Regions from separate parts of the Homo sapiens genome. Here region 2 is linked to region 1. The links are chromatin contacts, found by Hi-C in ENCODE. All regions are on one chromosome and are shown on one strand. Each heading gives the region's core, a stretch centred on a gene start or an enhancer-like site at or near the end of the contact. The rest is flanking DNA. Distances are from core to core; before and after follow the strand shown. Region 1 holds the start of PTPN23-DT (PTPN23 divergent transcript). Region 2 holds the start of NME6 (NME/NM23 nucleoside diphosphate kinase 6).

Region 1 (2,700 bases), core at 85-2,584:
TCCCAGCTACTTGGGAGGCTGAGGCAGGAGAATGGCGTGAACCCGGGAGGCGGAGCTTGCAGTGAGCTGAGATTGCGCCACTGCACTCCAGCCTGGGTGACAGAGTGAGACTCCGTCTCAAAAAAAAAAAAAAAAAAAAAAAAAAGAAAAGAAAAAGAAAACAGGAGTTCTGTTGTGTCTTAGAAAAATTCATCCAATTGTATTTGTATGAAACAGCAGATGAAGGCCTGTAATCCCAGCACTTTGGGAGGCCGAGGCAAGCGGATCACCTGATGTCAGGAGTTCGAGACCAGTCTGACCAACATGGCAAAACCCCATCTCTAATAAAAATACAAAATTAGCCGGGCATGGTGGCGCATGCCTGTAATTCCAGCTACTTGGAAGGCTGAGGCAGGAGAATCGCTTAAACCCGGGAGGCTGACGTTGCGGTGAGCCGAGATCGTGCCATTGCACTCCAGCCTGGGCAACAAGAGCGAAACTCCGTCTCAAAAAAAAAAAAAAAGGTAGGAAAAAGAAACAGCAGATGAAGAAGAGAGCAACGTCTGGATAACCGTTAACAAAATTCTAGAATTTTGGATCAATTACCCTCATTTCCTGGCCCCAAGAGGCTAGATGATGGACTCAAACACTGTCTGAACTAAGGCAATGGTGTATGGCGATTAGAGGGGAGACAGCTTCTTGGGAAACTACTTCCAAACCCATTTTCTTTTTCCTATTTGTCTTCCCAAGCGTCTCGCTAAGTGGTGCACCATCTAGATTGGGGCTTACTCTGGCATCTGCTGTGCTAAGCCCACAAGGCCCCCCACCTGCGACGGCCTCCTGGTTGTTCCTTTTCATTTCTGCTCTAGCCCTCAGTGCTACCAATACAGCGGATGTCTCGGAGGGCACCTGTGTTCAATCACCACACCTGAACCTCTCCACAGAAGTTCCTTGCCTTAGTCAACGCCAAACCTGCCCGTCTGTTCTTCCAACACAGTAAGATTTCTCTGAGCTCTACAACACTGTTTATGCCCTCCAGTCGGTTACGAAAAGCAGTAACCCTCCTAAAAATGTCGTGGGATTGTATTGTTTGGTCCAAAGAGACTCCCGAATGGGAGACCATACAGAATCGCAGCAATTGTAAAACAAACCCTCACCGCAGGGGTCGGGCATCTCCCTGGGCCACCGGGGCTCACGTCTTAAACACACGCCCCTGAGCCATCCCCAGTGTCTGTCCCAGGCGGGCGTGGACTTGACAGCGCACCGAGGGCCGGGCGCAGCAAAAGAATCCGCACGGTCAGGGCCGCCCACCGCTCCCGCGCGGGGCGGTCCTGGCATGGAGGAGGGGCGGGGCAGAACTGGGTCCGAGCGTCAGAAGGAGGAAGTGTGCTGCCTCAGTGGGAACAGCGGATGACTCGGGGCAGAAGTCGGGAACCGGGTTCAGATGAAGATGCAGGTGCTAGCACGGGGCTATCGGGGAGGAGAAGAATGGCCTGCGGGCGCCGGGGTGTGGGACAGGCTGAGGAAAACCGGCGAAGGCCCCTCCTGGCCTCACCGGACCCTGCGACCGGGCCTGAGGAGGTGATGGGCGCGCAGGGGGGCGTCACGCGCTTGCAGACGACGGAGATACGCGGCGGATAGGGGGGAAGATGGAAGGCAAGCTCACCTTCTTCACAGCTGGCTGGAAGTGAAAGTCACCGGCCTCCTTCAGGTCCAGCCAGATCATGGGCATGCGGGGCACGGCCTCCATGGCGGCTGGCACCCGCCGGCCACCCGGCCACTCCCGTAGCTGCTGCAGCTGCTGGCTCAGCCACGAGCCCAGCCCCGCCCCTTCGTGCCGGAAGTCACTGGTCACGGGAGGGAATGAAAAATGCCAGCGGCCTGCCGGGAGTTGCAGTGAACCCAGCCACCCGCTCGCGTAGTCTTTTGCGCAGGCGCTGTCCCTGTTGCGCATGCTCAGTCTTCTTCGCGCGGAGGGAGTAGGGCGGGGAGGAGCTCGCCAGCCCGAGGCGAAACGGCTTCTGGGATAGTAGTCTTCATCCACTAAACTGAGAGGCGCGGAGCGAGCTTATTCCCCGCTCCCGGGCCAAGCCCAGCTGCGGGTCCCGCCCGCCGCGCTCCTCCCTCCTAGGAAGAGCATGAGACCTCACCTATGAACTTGCCCTCCCACGTATTGTCAAGAGCCGTGGAGGACTGGTGCTGTGGTAGAGATGACGTGGCGGGCGGGCCGCTGGAAAGAGATGACGCGAAAACGGGCCTTAGAGAGGGTGCGGAGGGAGCACCTGGCCTGAAGGAGTCGGGGCTGAGAGCTGGGGGTTTCAGTCCCAGTGCTGCGAAGGCTTTCGAGCTTTGGAACAGAATCACTGACCGGAGACTGGCCTACTCAGCCCAGCCTGGGAGGCCGGGCAGTGCCCAAGGGAGACGGACGATAGGGAGGGAGCGCCTGGATGGAGGGTCTCAAGCGGAGTGAGGAGGCCCCGGGCCCTGTGGGGAAGTGGGTGGGGGAAGGTATACGGCCAGGTGAGCACCCAGGGACGCCCACAGTATCTGGAAGGAGACCACGGAATGGAGAGCACCTGTTGCCTCTGGAGAGGGGACCTATAGAGCAGGAATTGTTAAATCATATGGCTGTATCACCTACTTTTAGAAATAAATAATAGGCTACTCGGGAGGCTGAGGCTGGAGGTTCAATCGCTTGACCTGGGAGGCGGAGATTGCGGT
Region 2 (2,700 bases), core at 21-2,520, 920 kb before region 1:
ATAAATTTAGGGACTAGGGCTTGGGTTAGGATTGGAACTGAGTAGCAGAGGAGTTAAGATTAGAATAGGGGGTGGTGGTCAAGGGTCTAAACAAAAAGAGAAGAGATGCAAGGGTCTGCGGAGAGACTGGAAAAACTTTCCTCGTAAGTTCCCAAAGGTGACTGGGTATCAGGAAACTATTGGGAAGTGGCTTCTTATTGCTGCAGGGACAGAAGCCATGAGTTGGGGATAAACCTTCCAAGAGGGCAACACCTGTGTAGGCAGACACCGAAGTCAGTTAAATGTGCAAGTAAGTCTTTACATTGATGACAGTTATCGTTTATTTTCATTCTTCTCATTCTCAGTGATTTCCCTCAAAAAAAAAAAAAAAAACCCAAGAAACCAAAACACTTTTTTTTTTTTTAACCATCTTTATTCAACCTGTCACCAAGTTTCTGGTCACCTGCCACAGCTGACCCCCGATCCATTCTCCCTGTCCCCATCCTCTCCATACATCACAGTACACACCAGGAATACCCCCAGTTCTCATCTCCTCACCCTGGGCTGCGTCAATAGACTCCAGAGTAACCCAAACCACACCCTGCTGCCCAGATTCCTAATGACACGTGAAAGGCCGTTATGACTTGCTTTCCTCATGCCCTATGCACACCTGGGCTCCAGCCAAGGATCCTCCTTCATCAACCCCCATATTAGCTACGATCCTTCATGCTAATGTATCGCTCAGAGCTCAAAAGACTTTGAAGGGCCTGTGCCTTCGCTATCGAGCGCTTAAGTTCTTTGCCCTCCGCGTACTTTTGACAAATACTGGGCATCAACCATGTTCCAGGAACTACCCTGGGCAAAGAAAATAACTGGGCAAGGTTTCCATCGGTGTCTCTGCTGGCGGGCATCGCCCCCGCCGGGCCGCCACCCTGAACGAGCCCGTCCGGTCCTCTGGGTTCCGCCACCCTGCGTAGCGCTGCGCCAGCACCCGGCCCAGCACTCCCTCCCGCCGAGGGCGCCCAGGCCGGCTTCCGAGGGCGCCCAGGCCGGCTTCCGAGGGGCGGTTCCCACAAGCGAGTTCCGGCGCCCAGAACGGCTTCATCCTCTCGTCCCGTCCGCGGCAAATGCATGCGCCTGGAAAACCCGCCACCCTCCAGGGCAACTCACACCTCACCTCACGCCGCGGCGCAACCGGACTAGGACCCCGAGCAGGGCTGCCCAGGGAGCGCCTGAAGGACCCTGCGAGGGCCGCAGGCTATCCAGCGTGGCGCCTGGTGGCCGGGCCCTGTGCCGGAGGACAAGGTGAACCCGCAGCCGGACTTCTGCTGCACTGGGGCTCCGAATGACCCAGAATCTGGGGTGGGCTTAGGCCCCGGGTACGAGGGGTGAGGGCTGCGCGGTTGCAGGCCTAGAGAAGTAGGGGGCTGGGTCGAGAGTTGAGGCCGTGAGCCCGGGGGGCTGGAGGGCGTGGCCACGGGGGTAGGGGCGCAGGTCCCGGCCGCGCGTGGGTGGACCAGGGCTGGGCCGCCGCCCTCCAGGAAGCGAGTGGTGGCCCCCTCGAGTGCTGGGGTGGCAGTGTACCGACAGCTTTACTTTTTTTTTGTTTTGGAGACGGAGTCTGGTTCTGTCGCCAGGCTGGAGTGCAGTGGCGCGATCTCGGCTCACTGCAGCCTCCGCCTCCAGAGTTCAAGTAATGCTCCTGCCTCAGCCTCCCTAGTAGCTGTGACTGTAGGCGCGCGCCGTTATGCCTGGCTAATTTTTTTGTATTTTTAGTAGAGACGGGCTTTCACCATGTTGGCCAGGATGGTCTTGATCTCCTGACTTCGTGATCCGCCCGCCTCGGTCTTTCAAAGTGCTGGGATTACAGGCGTGAGACACCGCGCCCTGCCTAAAATTTTTAATTCTCATGGAGTCACCTTTAAGTCTAACAGGATTCTCGACTTGTCAGTTTGTTGTAAACCAAGAGTCAAGACAGCCACAACTTAGCTGCGTTAGTAAAGGAACCATGTCCTCCCTACAGGCCGCGTGTTCTTGCCACGAGAACCCCTAGCAGCCTGGCCTTGGAATGGCTGGATGAGGTGCATTCGTTGGTTCATTCAGATACTGTTAAGAGCCAGCTGTGTGCTAGGTACTGCTTACACCTTCTGGTGGTGAAGACGGAACTGAAGGGAACTTGCAAGGAGCTGTGAGAAAGTGTAACGGGAAGTGAGCTAAGATCACTAAGGTGGGCAGGAGGCAACCAGAGAAAGCACATTCAGGACTGCGAAAACTACTCACACAAAGGCTGTCAAGCCAGAAATTCTTTCAAAACTGAAAGGCCCATGAGGTTGGAGCTAGAGAAACTTAAGGAGTGTGGGGTTCCAGATGAGGCTAGAGAGGTACGTGGGGAACCACAAGATCATGCAGAGCCTGGGAGGCCGTGATAAGGATTTTGGTTTTTATTCTAAGAACAGGGTGCCCTTTAAAGGGTTAAGGAGGGGAACCATATGATTAGATTTTCATGTGTGGTTCACTTTGGCTGCTGTGTGGAGATTGTAGAGGTTGGCAGGACAGAAACTGGGAGACCAAAGAGGAGGCTGTCAAGATGTCCAGAGGGGAATGATGATGTCTTAGAGTTATGGTGGTAGCAGTTGAGGATGGGAGAATGGTATGGGTTTTGAGATATATTAGGTAGGGAAAATTGCCAGAAGTTGGTGATCGTGTGGATATGAAGAGTGA

The links. A loop is a pair of places that touch in the nucleus more often than their neighbours do. Pooled maps may share reads with other maps.
Region 2: a pooled map shows a loop between it and region 1 (13-fold over the local background). The contact joins the promoter of NME6 here to the promoter of PTPN23-DT in region 1. A Hi-C loop is called at or near these places in 2 of 37 single-sample maps with no recorded cell type and 8 of 50 pooled maps.

The regions. Positions count from the first base shown.
Region 1 is chr3:47,380,126-47,382,825 of GRCh38, reverse strand. It overlaps PTPN23-DT (PTPN23 divergent transcript), which reads left to right and starts at 1,334. Exons shown (of 1, transcript NR_185912.1): 1 at 1,334-2,700. PTPN23 (protein tyrosine phosphatase non-receptor type 23) reads right to left here and starts at 1,805. Exons shown (of 25, transcript NM_015466.4): 1 at 1,646-1,805. The coding sequence starts at 1,729. RefSeq lists enhancers at 1,066-1,741, 1,783-2,002, 2,173-2,232, 1,742-2,419.
Region 2 is chr3:48,299,937-48,302,636 of GRCh38, reverse strand. It overlaps NME6 (NME/NM23 nucleoside diphosphate kinase 6), which reads left to right and starts at 1,270. Exons shown (of 6, transcript NM_001308426.2): 1 at 1,270-1,284. RefSeq lists silencers at 848-1,067, 1,368-1,567 and an enhancer at 1,158-1,287.